Regions from separate parts of the Mus musculus genome. Here region 2 is linked to region 1. A link is a contact called in ENCODE POLR2A ChIA-PET data. All regions are on one chromosome and are shown on one strand. The core of a region is the stretch at or near the end of the contact, and the rest is flanking DNA. Distances in the headings are between cores, read along the strand shown. Region 1 holds the start of Pcid2 (PCI domain containing 2). Region 2 holds the start of Tmco3 (transmembrane and coiled-coil domains 3).

Region 1 (7,259 bases), core at 1,383-3,882:
GACTGGAGGACAGGAAGCTCACAGTCCCACATTATCTAGAACAAGAATACATGCAATGTGTAACTCTGGATTGCACTCTGGATTCAAAAAACAAATCCTAAGAAACAATTTGCACACCTAAGCGATCCATCCCATATACAATCACCAAACCCAGACACTTTTGTGGATGCCAACAAATGCTTACTGAAAGAAGACTGTTATAGCTGTCTCCAGAGAGGCCCCACCAGTGCCTGACAAATACAGAGGTGGATCCTCGAAGCTTACCATTGGACTGAGCACAGGATCTCCAACGAAGAAGCTAGAGAAAGGACCTAAGGAGCTGAAGGGGTCTGCAGCCCCATAGGAGGAACAACAATATGAACTAACCAGCAACCCCAGAGCTCCCAGGGACTAAACCACCAAAGAAAACACATGGTGGGACTCATGGCTCCAGCTGCATATGTAGCAGAGGATGGCCTAGTCAGTTATCAATGGGAGGAGAGGCCCTTGGTCCTGTGAAGGCTCTATGGCCCAGTGTAGGGGAAGGCCAGGGCCAGGAAGCCAGTGTGGGTGGGTTGGTGAGCAGGGGGAGAGGGAAAGGGGATGGGAATTTTCAGAAGGGAAACCAGGAAAGAGGACAACATTTGGAATGTAAATAAAGCAAATATCTACTGAAAAACAAAAAAACAAAAAATGTGCAAAACATTGGAAAATTAAAAGTTACATGCATCAGTGTCAAAGTTCTCAGGCTACTAAATGCATTGTGGTTACAGTGAATGTCCTTGTTCTTAGGGCTACGATGTCTGTGATGTTCTTTGGCTGTGGGTTCTGAATTAGAGGTAATTTATTACTGTTAACCTTAGGAAATGGAGTAAAGTTTCCTTCTAGTTTGACCTTGAAGAAAAGTGGACCTCACTCCTTGCTGTAAGGAGTAGACTCCTCAAGCTCCACGTTTCTCTCTTTGAAACATATGCAGGCTCCCCTTGCAGGCCATCAAAACATCACTATGGACTTGGGATAACCCGGAAGCAGCACAAGCATGCTGATGCCATGCCATTCCCTGTGACAGGAAAGAAAGACCTTTATTCCTGGCTCAAGCAGTCACAAGAGTAACAGGCTACTCTTAACCTTATTAACACCGGTAAGGATGGCAAAATTCAACCAACCTGACCCCAACAGCTTCTGGGAAATCAGCACAGGAATCATGGGGAAAGAGAGACAAGCAATTTGTTAACAGGTAGCCACTGGCCAAGGCTATTGCCAGTGTGTTGAAATAAAGACTGGTCTTTTGGCCAACAATGAGATCACTAAGGTTCAAGCGTGATCTCCAGAATTAGCATCTTGCTAAGTGTTAAACATGTGCACTGTAGAGCCAGTCTCTGATGCTTCTGAGCTGGGAAGACTTGGGTTAGCCGCCTACGGAGCTCTTCAAGGAGGGCCTTGTGATGGAATCAAAGAGAATACATATGCACACGCAGCACCGACAATAGTGCCGCTACTTAAGAAGCACACAAGTACTGCTTCTAGTACTGTAGTACCCAAAACTGAGCTGTTTGGGACAGGAAAAGGGGGCTTTGGTAATAGAGCTAAGCGCAAATCCAAGGTTCATAAGCAGCCATGAGCAGCAAGTGTAGTCAGTTAAAACGTTCATCAGTCTTCCCTATCTGGCTGCCCCTTGCACCAGGTGTGTTGCCTAGTGGGATTCACATCTTCAACACCCTAGAAGACGCAATCACGGCCCTCCACCCGGATGCAACAGTGTTTGCCTGTGCCACTCCCAGGCTTTAAGTAAAGCCTTGATGGGCACCGCTGCCAAGAGACACAACGTGCTTCGTGCGGACAGCAGCGCTGACTACACAGACAACCGTTTCTACAAGTGGCCCCGATCTTGCTACCTCCACCTCGGATCCTCCTCCTCCTGGTCCACCGGGCAGCACCTGCAACTTCCGAACAAGGCAGGCTGCCCACCGCGTGCAGCACACCCTCCTCGCCTCGAGGCCAGCCGCAGGACCCCCGGCACCGTCCGACCCGGCCCCAGGACTCACCCCTCGTGGCCCGTAGGCCAGGATACCAAGCGAAACCCACCTGCTGTAGGTACTGGTTAATGGTGATGTGCGCCATAGCGGCGGCCGCGGGTGTTGAGTGCCTCACTTCCGGCGCAGGTCCGTTTCCGCTCCTTGTCCCCACACGGTAACCTCTGCACGTTGGTTCCGGAGCGGGTGAAGGTGGAGCGAGCCGAGCCGAGCCGAGCCGAGCCGGTGGTGAGAGCACTTCTTTGGGGGCAGCTGTCAGCGCGGTCGCCGGGACGCCTCGGGTGCGGCGGGGGCGCGCGCGAGGGCGGAGGACTGACGTGGAGGAGTTCCCAACCGACTTGGGAACGTGTCCCTGGTCACGTCGGTGTGCTAGCGACCCGATTCCTCGCACCCCTCTCCCATGAGGGTGACCCGATCCCCAACCCTCCGTGTGCAGAGGCGCTCCTGACTCTCCCGGAACCAAAGTCCAGAGCCCACTGGGAAGGCGTCCCGCGCACTCCTAGGATGTGTTCCTGAGTCCTCCCACATCTCACACTGGGGCACCCCAGATAAATGGGTGCAGAGCATCCCGTCCCCAACCCCTCGGCGCGCTAGCGCACGGAGCAGCATCCCTGAGCATCCTAGGTGTAAGGTGATCCAGGAGGCAAGGTTGCCGGGTGCTTTTATCCACTCAAGTCCTCGCCGGGGTGTCCTCGTCACGGCCCTCGACGTGACGTGGGGCGGCGAGCTCCGGAGCCCTCGGTGCAGGTGTCACGGCGCCCTCTCGCGAGCATTCGTTGTAGAACGCCTGCGAGTCCCCGAGCCCTCCTTGGGCGGAGTTCGCGCATAGGAGGAGGAGCCGGATCGTTCCGGTGCGCGCCGCGGCGGTTGGGCCTCGGGCGCGCGGACCCGGCCGCGAGCAGAAAGAGGAGGAGCCGAGCGCTCACGGGCGGAGCCCGACAGCAGCAGGAGGAGGAGCCGGGCGCGCACGGAGCGGGCGCAGGGCAGGAGGAGGAGCCGGGCGGCGCGGGGCGGGGCGGCGTCCGGCCCAGCCATGGCGGACGAGGGCCCTCGGAAGGGCAGCGTCTCGGCTCTCATGGGCCGCACCAACGGCCTCACCAAGCCCGCGGCGTTGGCCGGTGGCCCCGCCAAGCCGGGGGGCACGGGAGGCTCCAGGAAGCTGGTCATCAAGAACTTCCGAGGTGGGTGCGCTCCGGTGAGGAGCGAACGGGGCGGCCGGCGGGTCGCGCGCTCGGACAGGGCCTCCTGGGGCTGCCCGGCAGGCCCTGTCCCCGCGCCCCGGCCCGCCTGGTTCCCGCACTGTCCCGTCTCGGCGCCGCAACCCGACTTGTCCCTGCACCTCACGCTCCGCCACGTCCCCGCGCCCCAGCTGGCCCCGATCCCGCACCTCCTGGCTAGCCCGGCCGGGCCCTGCCTCGGTGCCCCGGCCTGTGCTGTCCCCGCGCGGCCGTTGACCCTCTCTCCCCCACAGACAGGCCGCGGCTGCCTGACAACTACACTCAGGACACGTGGCGGAAGCTTCACGAAGCGGTCAAGGCCATCCAGAGCAGCACATCCATCAGGTACAACCTGGAGGAGCTGTACCAGGTGAGCGGCGGCGAGGGCCTGCGAGCACCTGGCTGGGTTCCTCCTCCAGCAGCCACCGGGGCCAACGCTAGGGAGGCCCGCCCGTCCGCCCGCCCGCCCGGGGAGAAGCTGCGGCCCGAGCCTTCCCTAGCGGAAGCCGCGAAACCCTGGGTCAGCAGGTGTTTCTATGGATCGCCGCCCTGGATTAGTGCTGTGTGTTGAGGCTTAGACCAGGCTGCTTAGGAGGTGTACGTTTTCCCAGCGCCAGAAGAAAGGAGGTGTTTGGAGCTAAGAGGCACAGAGCCCCCAGCAGTCTTCAGTGTTATCAGAGTGCCAGTGTGTTATACATGGAACTCAGTACGGCCCCACTTGCTAGTAGGGTCCCTGGGTTGTGACACACACACCCCCTCCCCAACACACACACACTGTTTTGTAGTTTAATTATTGCAAATAAGGTTGCAGACAGATTCTGGTAGGGTTTTTGTTTTGTTTTGTTTTGTTTTTTTTTGAGACAGGGTTTCTCTGTGTTGCTCTGGCTGTCCTGGAACTCACTCTGTAGACCAGGCTGGCCTTGAACTCAGAACTCCACCTGCCTCTGCCTCCCGAGTGCTGGGATTAAAGGTGTGCGCCACCACGCCCGGCGATTCTGGTAGTTTTAACTTAAAGACAAGTTGTGTCTGCAACAGGGGGGGAAAATCATCCGAAGTACATTTTGCTGTTTCAAGCACACTTTTCTGTCATGGTTTTATACAATAACTGCTAAATATTCTGTGTTTTAGTTTGTGATAGAACAAATAATTACTTATATGTTACTTAAAAGTTACCTAAGAGGCTTGTTTTATCCTGGTTACAAACTGAGTGTATTGTAAGTTACAGAAAGCACAAGAAGAAAAGTAAGCAGTGGTACCCGAAGGAACCTGTGGCAGGCCCATCACTCCCAACCCCAAACTCCCAAATCCAAAACTTGTAGTGCACTCATGAAAAAAAGACCCACACCTGACTTCCTCTGCTGGGCCTCAGACAGAACACAGTATATGCTAAAACTGTTGAATAAAATGACCATCGAGCTAGGGCCAGCCAGATGACCCAGTAGGTAAAGCGCTGGCAGAGCCAGCTTGACAACTTGTGTTCGAACCTCAGAACCCTCAAAAAGGTGGAAGGAGAAAACTGACTGGAGACGCATCCCCAGACCTCCAGCCTCTTGACGTGACACAAGCACCCACACATACACTTGGTGTACACACACAATGATAAAACAAGGGATATGGGGTACGAGTCAGCTTTGTGTCTGTTTACACTTGATTCTCAGTACCCAGATACATCATTGTGTATGTGCAAGTATTAATCCGGAAGAAAAACATCTGAAATCCACAACACTAGTAGCCCCAAGCATTCTGGGTAAGGGACCACTGGCCGATGGTGACGGATTGGTGTATATGTGTCTGTTCTTTGTCTTAAGTTTGTGAGTTGATTGTGTATTGAAGGAGAGGATTTTATTTAAGGTTTTGTTTTTGTTTTGTTTAGACAGGGCTCACTGTGTAGCCTTGGCTATTCTAGAACTCACTGTGAACAGTCTGACTTACAGAGATCTTCCTGCCTCTGTCTCTTGGTGCTGGAATTAACATTATGCACTACTACACCCGCCTAAAGATTTGCTTTTATTTTTATTATTTTAAGTATGTGCCTATGTGTAGGTGTGCATATGAATACAGTGTTGGGGGCATGTGACATGTGCTCCAGTAGGTTTATTTTGTTTATTTTATTTTTTTATGAGAAGAGAGAGTCGGTTGGTTTTATTTTTTACGAGATTCACTGTGGGGCTGGAGAGATGGCTCAGCAGTTAAGAATGCTCTTACAGAGGTCCTGAGTTCAATTCCCAGCAACTACATGGTGACTCACAACCATCTGTCATGGGATCTGATGCCTCCTTCTGGTATGTGTGAAGACTGGGACAGTGTACCTTATAACTATGGGGAAAAAAAAAGGTCTCACTGGGTATTAGTCCCGGCTGCCGCTCATGTGCCGGGGCTATAGGTTAACTCTAACATACTTGTCCCAGTAGATTTTAATGGCCTAAGATAGAGTTGTTTGCCAGCCGCTCAGTGAAAATGTAGACTGTTTCCCTCCCCGGTAACGAAGGGCTGCCCCGTGAACTCATCCCCTCCCGTTCCCCAGCTGTGGCAGCTGCTGCCGTGTTCTCTCTACTCCTCCACCTCTATCTAGAAGGAGCAGCGCATTTGCAGTCCTCTGGCATCTGGCTCTTATCTAGAATGGCGTTTGCCATTTCCTCTGGTGCTAACAGTTTGGCATTTTGGTTTGTTTGTTTTTGTTTATTAATGTGTTTAGTATTTGAAATAGAATTCCTTCCATCCCTGTCCTCCTCCTTTCCTCTCTCCATGGCCCCTGGACACCCTCTTTGAAATCCCTCCTTTGTGCCCCCAAGTGCATATTACTTTTATTAACAAGTAGAGTGTCTATAGTGCAGTTGGCTTATTCATCAGGTAGTGGCCGTTTGGGTGTCCAGTGGGAACATGACCAGCAGGGCCGCTATGAACGTTGCATACATCATGTGTGGGAATGTGTTTTCATTCTTCTCAGGAAAGTATCTCAGATACAGAAAATGTGTGCTTCCTTTCATAAGAAGCTGCAGCTCTTCCAAGTGACTCCATTTTCCCCACTGCGGTAGCTTGAGGGTCCTTTACTCCACATTCTCACCAGCATTTGGTGCCGTCGAGTTTTACAAACGGGTTTAATTTACCGTCCCTGTTGACGGCAGGTGTCTGTCTGTTTGTGTGCCTGTTGCTCTTCTATACTTTTGATGCAGTTTGCTGCTCAGATCTGCTGGCTCCCTGCCTCCTCCTGCCATCCCCTCTCCCTGCTTCCCTCTTATCTCACTGTGTAGCTTGCTCTGCCTGCAAACTTGGAGTCCTCCTGTGCCAACCTCCCAAGTGCTGGGATTACAGATATGGGCCAGGGTGCTCAGCTTCATCTGCTTAGATTATTTTCCCGTTATTGAATGTGTGAGTTTAGTATGTATTCCGGATATAAGTTCTATATAGGTGTTGCTAGTATTTTCTTCTAGCCCATAGCTTATCCCTTAACTAATCTATGTCCTTTGAAGAACAGTGATTTAAATTTTGAAGTTAAGTGTCTTATCAGCTGTTCTTTTAGGTTATGTTTTTAGTATCCCCCTAAAAAATAAAAACTAAACTTTTGCCATAACTGGTAGTAATAGCACACTTATGTAACCCCAGCACTCAGCAGGCAGAGAAGAGTTCAAGGCCAGCCTCCTCTACTAGCCAGCTCAAGGCCAGCTACATGAAACCCTGTCTCAAAAACAACAAAGCAACAGATCTTTGTCCTAATCTAAGACCTTGTATTTAGACAGAGCTGACAGTTTTACATTTAGATCTGTGATCTATGTTGTGTGGACATCTGTGTGTATGGTGAGATATAAATCTAGATACAGTGTTTTTCCCATAAGTGTCCAGGTGTTGGGCACATTGCCCAACTGCCTTTCTCCGACAAGACCAGTTGTCTGTCTAGGAGGGGTAGCCTCCAGCTTTTTCCCACATTTGTCTGAGCTATTCTTGGTCTTTTGCATTTCTTTATGAATCTGAAAAACTGATTTCTGGCTTTCTCAAGGAACCAGCTTGGGTTAGAGTTATGGTGACTCTTAGA
Region 2 (7,259 bases), core at 3,119-5,618, 180 kb after region 1:
AGACACACAGGGTTCCTGAGACAAAGGCCTAGACAGTGAACACCACAGGCTACGGCCATGCAGTTTTTCACTCATGCTCAGCTCTGCAGAATAAAGCCAACAGTTTAGACACTATGAACATGCAAATAAAACATACAGGCAGCTGCTGGTTTGTTGGTTCTAATCTGCTGCCCCAGTATAGGTTCTGAAGGAATATATTCTAAATACTATTCCTTAAAACTAAACTTTTAAAAAGAATAGGCAAAGAACTCAATGTCCATTCTTAGCTAAGATCAAATTTAGTTAAATTAGGACAGATCTTATACACTCTCGTAGTCATCTGACAACTGATAGAGACAGCATCTTTTTATGAGTCTGACAATCTCCCCAAGGGAAGACTGGCATAGCCAGAAATATGTAAAAAGCCTTAAGAGAAAGGCAAATTTGCCATCCCCAAATGGCCCTCTATTAAGAATAGACAAGGCATCTTTACAGTGAAATAGCTGTTAGAGCTAGATTCAAAAGTTCTGTTATGGTTATAAAACTAATTTTGGTATACATATACAGAGTATCATTCAGTCGTAAAAAGGGATGAAGTAATGACAAAGCCACAATGTGAATCTTAAAAACACGGTGTTCACTGAAATAACCAGACACAAAGGCCATACAGTATAGAAAATGCTATATGCTATGTGTGGAATATGCAAATTCGTAGGTTAGTAGCTACCAGGGGCTGAGGGGGAGGGAGGAACTTGGAAATGCTTATGGGTACATGGTTTTCTTTGAGGTGATGAAATGTTTTGGAACTAGATGGGGTGGTGTGCACAGTACTGGGACCACACTAATCACTATAAACTTGTACCCTAAAAGAAAACTTCAGGATAGCAAGCAAGAACCTCCAGGTCTACCCACCGGATAGGTCTCTGGAGCAGCCACACTATTATTATTATTATTATTATTATTATTATTGACAAGCGTAACACCACAGAGTGCTGCAAGTCAAGACACTGTAGACATACTCCTGAAGTCAGGATGACGCCTGGGTCTGAGCCATATAACTCCTAAAGTCACCCTCCACCCCCAGTGTATGACAACTTAGCTTCACTTACTGCAAAGAGCCTACGTCATAGACACAAGTACATCAGGCACTCACCGACTTTTTGAATGACCTCTATGTTAGAGAGTGGGCAGAGGTGGAGACAGGGAAATAATCAGACCCCTCCGATATATTAAAACTGGCTTATCTATATAGGATACCCCCACCAACTGCAGACCTCAGGAGAGTACCAACATGTGCAGCAGTGTATTACACACAGGAGGAGCCAGGAGCTGGCACCACAGTCACATGGTCTGATGTTAGCCTTTACAGATTAAACATCGTATCCAGATGCTGGCTGTGGTGGTGCAGGCCTTTACTCCCAGAATTTGGGAGACAGAGGAAACTAGATCTCTGATTTGGGGATAGCCTGTCTACATAGTGAGTTCCAGGCCAGCCAAGGATACATACTGAGACCCTCCACCCCACACCCCTTATGGTCTTCCCCACTACTCCCGCCATAAAGAAAGTGCCTGGCGAAGCAGCTCAGTGTGCTCACTGCATGAGCTGGACAGCTGAGTTCCACCCTCAGAGCCTACACAAGAGGGAAAGGGGAGGGGAGGGGAGGGGAGGGGAGGGGAGGGGAGGGGGGAGAGGAGGGAAGAACTGACTCCACATGTCCACCTCAGAATAAAAGAAATGATAAGATTTATTTCTATTTTATGTGTATTTTATGTCTGCATGTCTAGTGCCCATGGGAGCCAGAAGAGGGTGACGGATCCCTGACATCAAGGACATCAGTGAGCTGCTGTGTGGGTGCTGGAACCCAACCCTGAGTCTCCCTGAAAGTTCTCTTAACTGCTGAGCCATTTCTGTGGCTCCAGTAATAAAGGTTTTTAAAAACAATAATCAAGAGATAAATCTAAGGAGTGTTTGCTTTGCATTAAAAAAGTTAAGAGAACGGGGGTTCAGTGGGAAGAAATGGGAATTGGTAATAACTTTCTTATGAAAAATGCCTCATAAACCAAACATTTACAGACAAATTAAGAGAGCGTCAAGTCCATCCGTGTGTGAAATCCATGCTAAGGTCTGCTCAGGCAAGTGACTTTCATTAGAGCTTCCCTTGTCACGGAAGCCAAAGCATTGGGGGCATTTTCTCTTCCATTATTCTAGTGTTTAAAATGCATAGGACTTTAAAAAACGTATGTAATTTGTGTGTATGTGTCCCAACGTGTGTGTGTGTGGAGATCAGAAAACAACTGTATTGTCGGTCCTCTTTACCCACCATTTGGATTGTACTTGACGGTAGCTACCTTTACCTGTAAAGCCATCCCACTGGCCCCAAAATGAAAAAATCCTCAACTAACACTGGACAGTCCAGTTGACCTCAAGAATTGGTATAGGCTTGCCTGGCCTGGAACTTGCTATATAGACCAGGATGACCTTGAATCTAGATTACTGCCTGACCCTGACTTCCAAGTGCTGGGAGTAAAAGTATGTGTCAGGAATGGAACTCAGATCCTCTGGAAAACAAGCAATTGGTGCTGAGCCAACAATTCAGGCTGGAGTGGCAGATTTTACTTTACGCTTTTGGTCAATTAAATTGCAATAAAATATTACACTTAGAAAAAAGACCATCAAGAAGAGACTAGCAGAACTCCTTCAGGGACAACCTTTTAGGGGGACATTCTCTGCCTAACAGTTCCAATGACTTATCTGCATCAATTTCAGATGTTTCAAAACTAAATTTACAGTAGACTGCTGCTAGAAGTGCCCGTAGCCACTGATTTATGTTTTCATAGTCTCCCACAGAGCTCAACACAGTTCCTCACATACAACAGCAGCTGTTTAGAATTGTTTCAGCAGGTGACAATCAGTAAAGAGATACAGGACAAGTGGACCTTCCAAACAACAGAAGCTGGTACGAAAAGTTTCATACACTTTATGTTATCTTGTGAAGAATAACACACAACCTAGGCACAAGAGTGCTCCCATATAAGATTTTAGAAAGCATCTGTAAAATGTCCTTCCACAGACACTTAGCAAAATACCTCCTCTTATGGTCAATTTCAAAGGGCTCATAGGACAAACATTTGCTCAAACAGATTTGCGGCCCACTACAGATTGACTGTGCTTTGCCATGTGCAAGCCTGGAAATGAGGGCATCAAGTCCAAGTGTTCCCAAATCTTGAGCCTCCCAACATTTCCTTCCCCAGTGACGTTCCTGTCCAAGAGCGCAGGTGAGTGGCTTGGCCGCTGAAGTCTGCTAGCAGCTGGTCAGAGGAGTCTTTCTGCAGCTCTTCTCCATTATTTCTTGATTTCTAGGTTCAAACCTTTTAGTTTTCCAGCCTCGTCCTTCTCGGTATTGGTTCCATCCCCTCTTCCCTCCCCAGGGTTCGGTCCTCAGTTCCCCTGTTTCCTCTACGCAAACCAAGCCAAGCCGACATCTCTCCCAGGACAGAGACAAAACTTGTCTTCCTCGGCTCCCATTCGCTTGCATCCTCTCGGAGCAAGGCTACCCCGAGACCCAAGGAATGGGACTGTCAGGCGTCCTCCCGCGGTCCAGGCCTTTGCACGGCTCTACTAGGCAAACCCTCCTCTACCTCCAGGGCGTCCAGTCGGTCCCTCCCCGCCTCCAGGATTCCCAGCCTGATCTCAGGAAGAGAGCGGGCGAGTAGGGGATATCCTCGCCGCGGCGAGAGCTGAGCGGATCGCAAACCATGCTAACCCCGCGGAGCCTTGCGCACCACCTTCCGGGGATCGCGTCCTTCCACCTCTTCCACAAACCTCCCCGGGCTGACGGCTTCAAAGCTCTGCCAGCTCCGCCCCAATCGGCGTCACTGTCCACTCAGAAGCGGGACGGCTCCGCCCAGCAGGCAGGTTGTCACCCGTCGCACAGCCCCGTCCCGCCCTCCGGTCCGGTCAGCACCCAGCTGACCCGGCGCCGCTGCCCTCCCCGGAGATCCAACTGGGCTCCTCACACCCCTCTTCACACCATGCTACTCCAAGTCAACCGCGCCCTCCCTCAACACCACGACGGGCACGCCCGGCCTCTCGGTTCGGTTATCCTAATGCCGCCACAGAGAGGTGACCTCCGCGCCCGGCTCTGGCCCGCACCTGCAGAGCGCAAAGCTAGCCACCTACCATGCTCCCCAAGGCTGCCGAAGCGACTTCAATTTTCTGCGCAAGCGCACGCCGCTCTTCCTCTGCGCAGGCGATTGCCGCGGCGGCTAGCAGCAGGCGCTCTGCGCAGGCGCAGTGTTCGAACGCTCCCTTCAGGTGACTGGGGGGGCTCGCTCCGTCTTCGGCTCTCCGCGTGCAGCGTGGACAGGCGCCCCTCAGCTCCGAGGCACAGCGTTTGGGTCACATCGTAACCTCTCTCGGAGGCTGTTGCTGTTCTGAGGCTCTTAGGCTTACGCACTCTCTGGAAGCTGGCTGGCCGGCCGGCTCCCGGGACTCCAGTTCCCGGCGTGCATCGCGCCGCGCGAAGGACGACGGAGCTGTCCATCGGCAGCCTGCTTAAAGGAGCCGCACCTACTTTCCAGCTGCGCGTCAGAAGCGCCTGAAGTAAGAAGAGGGCGGTGCCGTCCTCGGTGTCCTGGTCCCGAGGCCAGGAAAGAGATGAGGGCAATTCTTTGGCGGCCCTGAGGTTCGCTGCGTCGGGGAACTCTCGATCGGGGACAGTGATGCTGAGGTCGCATGTCCAGAGAGCGGCCTCCTCCATCGGGGTAAGCTCTGCAGCTGCGGGACTTCTGTCCTGAGATGCGCTCCACCGGGGTCCTCATCCGGGTTGCTCAATCCTGGCGACTCCTACCCGGGGCTCCTTCTTGGTTTGTCTCTTCCAAAGGGGATCCTTCCTAGGAGACTGCCTTTGTCTACTTTCCAGGGGGTGGAGGGTCTTTTCCTAGAAGTTCTTTCGGGGTATGGGGGAAGACAACCGTTTCCAAGACTTCACCTAAACTCGGAGGTTCAGCTCCCCGAGCCTCCCGTTTTTTTGTTCTTCCCTGTAATTTTTTGTAGTCTCTCTGTCCCGCCCCGTGAGGCTGCCCGCAGACAGCCTCTTCTTAAAGATAAACCTGGAAAGACGCCCCAAGATTGTCTCTTTCAATAAGGGATGTGGGTGCCCTGCAACACTTGACTTAAGCTTATACAGCCAGGGAGGTTGGCAGAGTCAACAATCAAACCAAGATGGTTTACACATTAATTTCTTAATTTAGGTGGTAAAACCAATCAAGTAAGTTGAAAGTGACAGGGAAGGTCACTCTGGCCCAGTGGGTTTAACCTCTCGTTTATTTATTGTCAGCATCCATCTCATCTTCCTGGGGTGCAATGTAGATTTGCTTACTTACCAGAGAAGTGTTTGCTACTGATGAAAGGGCCTCTTTCTTCATAGATCTTTTTCTCCTCCTTGGCTTCCCTAACTAAAAAAAGAACAAGCAGCTGGCTAGTGAGTAGGCTCTGTGTCTCCTCTCTTTGTGGATTTAAGTTGGCACCTCCTGAACAAATAAAGTAGCTATTTGAACAGCCCTTTGGGCACCACCAAGAAGCCATGGTTCATTGGTTCTAAGTCATATAGGCTGTTTGCTCTGCCTCTGTTTGACTTATCTTCCTTTGGTGCATGGCATCTTATTCCTCTTCTGTATTATATTCTCTATTTCTTTTTCCAAAGTAGTTTCAAGGATTGGCCGGCTACTGAAGTGCTTCATCTTTGGCAGCTACCTGTTATGTTCATGTGGGTACAGGTGCTCTTTTAAAATGTACTTTAGAGTTAAAATAGGCTTTGCTGATGGAAGAAGACACATTTAATCCCAGCACATGGGAGGCAGAGACTCAGATCTCTGCGAGTTTGAGGCCAGCTTAGTCTACATAGCTAATTCCAGGACAGCTAGGGCTGCATAGTAAGACTGCCTCAAAAATAGATAGGTAGGTAGATAGATAGATAGATAGATAGATAGATAGATAAATGAATGGATACATAGATAGATACATAGATAGAAAGATGAATGGATAGATAGATAGGCTTTAATTCAGTAATTTTTCCCATTGAGACTTTTCTTTGCTGTCTCATCCATTTCTCCTTTTTTATATCATCTTGTAGAGAGCAGAGCTCTACTTTGGAGGCTGAGGCAGGAGAAGCAGATGCTTGAAAGTAGCCTAGTTATGTAGTAGTAAACATTGTGTTTCAAAAATGGATTTGAGGGTTTTTTTTCTTCTTAATAAACTCATGACTGAGACTATAAGGCTGAATCACCACGCCTAGGAATTTATGTGATTCTTATGCCGGAAGTATTGATGTTGCTGTGCCAAATGAAAAGTAGCCTGGAGTTTGACTCTCAGAAGGTTTCTTCCTCAAAAAAAAAAAAAAAAAAAAAAAAAAAAAAGAAAGAAAGAAAGAAAGAAAAAAGTAAGAAAGAAAGAAAATAAAGCTAGGGACAGCATTACACACCTTTAATCCTAGCTTCATTCAGGAGGCAGAGGCAGGAGGATCTCTAAGTTTGAGGCCAGCCTGGTGTACAGAGTGAGAACTAAGCCAGAGTTATACAGCGATACCCTGGATCCTGTCTGTCTCTCTGTGTCTCTGTCTCTGTCTGTCTGTCTGTCTCTTTCACACACACACACACACACACACAAACACACACACAGAGGAATGAATAGAAAGGAAAACAGAAAGCAAAGGATTTTGTCTGTGTTGCCCTGGTTGTCCTGGAACTCAGAGATCCAAGTTCTTGTGTTTGTTTTTGTCAACCTGTCTCCATTGGCTTTCCCTTCCTGGTCTTATCAGAATGCTTGCCTCCCTCTCCTGGGTAGAGTTAGAGTCTTTAGAAATGCCACCTTTTATTTTTGCTACAACTAGCCCAGGTCTGGAAAATCAATGGGGGTAGCAGAGAAGTAAGTGTGTGTGTTTGTGTGTGTGTGTGTGTGTGTGTGTGTGTAGGAGGCAGACTCCCAGGGAGGTGAAATGCTGGCATATTTGGGGGTGGAGGATGCTGTCCAGGCAGGACAGTCAGTTGGAGGCTCCGCTAAGAGACTAGAGGGGGTATATCCATGAGCTGTAAATTGTATAAACGTGGTATATTTTGTTTTCTTTGTGGGCATAACTCCAGGGGTTCCATGTACATCCGATTCCTAGAGTTTAGCTCCCTTTCCCTTGGTTTCTTCTTCAGCCTGTTTTCCGGCCTCCTAGATCACTGTCTCTCAGGGTCGGTTACTGAGCACTGCTGCTACCGGCTTCTAACACAGTTCT

The links. ChIA-PET counts read pairs that join two places held with the same protein, here RNA polymerase II (POLR2A).
Region 2: POLR2A ChIA-PET joins it to region 1 with 11 read pairs in embryonic stem cell. The contact joins the promoter of Tmco3 here to the promoter of Pcid2 in region 1. POLR2A ChIA-PET finds 5 or more read pairs at or near these places in 2 of 5 experiments (Patski and embryonic stem cell).

The regions. Positions count from the first base shown.
Region 1 is chr8:13,102,711-13,109,969 of GRCm38, forward strand. It overlaps Pcid2 (PCI domain containing 2), which reads right to left and starts at 2,633. Exons shown (of 14, transcript NM_178708.3): 1 at 2,065-2,633. The coding sequence starts at 2,100. It overlaps Cul4a (cullin 4A), which reads left to right and starts at 2,913. Exons shown (of 20, transcript NM_146207.3): 1 at 2,913-3,193; 2 at 3,484-3,599. The coding sequence starts at 3,046.
Region 2 is chr8:13,283,645-13,290,903 of GRCm38, forward strand. It overlaps Tmco3 (transmembrane and coiled-coil domains 3), which reads left to right and starts at 4,369. Exons shown (of 13, transcript NM_172282.2): 1 at 4,369-4,743. Dcun1d2 (DCN1, defective in cullin neddylation 1, domain containing 2 (S. cerevisiae)) reads right to left here and starts at 4,482. Exons shown (of 7, transcript NM_001024504.2): 1 at 4,160-4,482. The coding sequence starts at 4,162.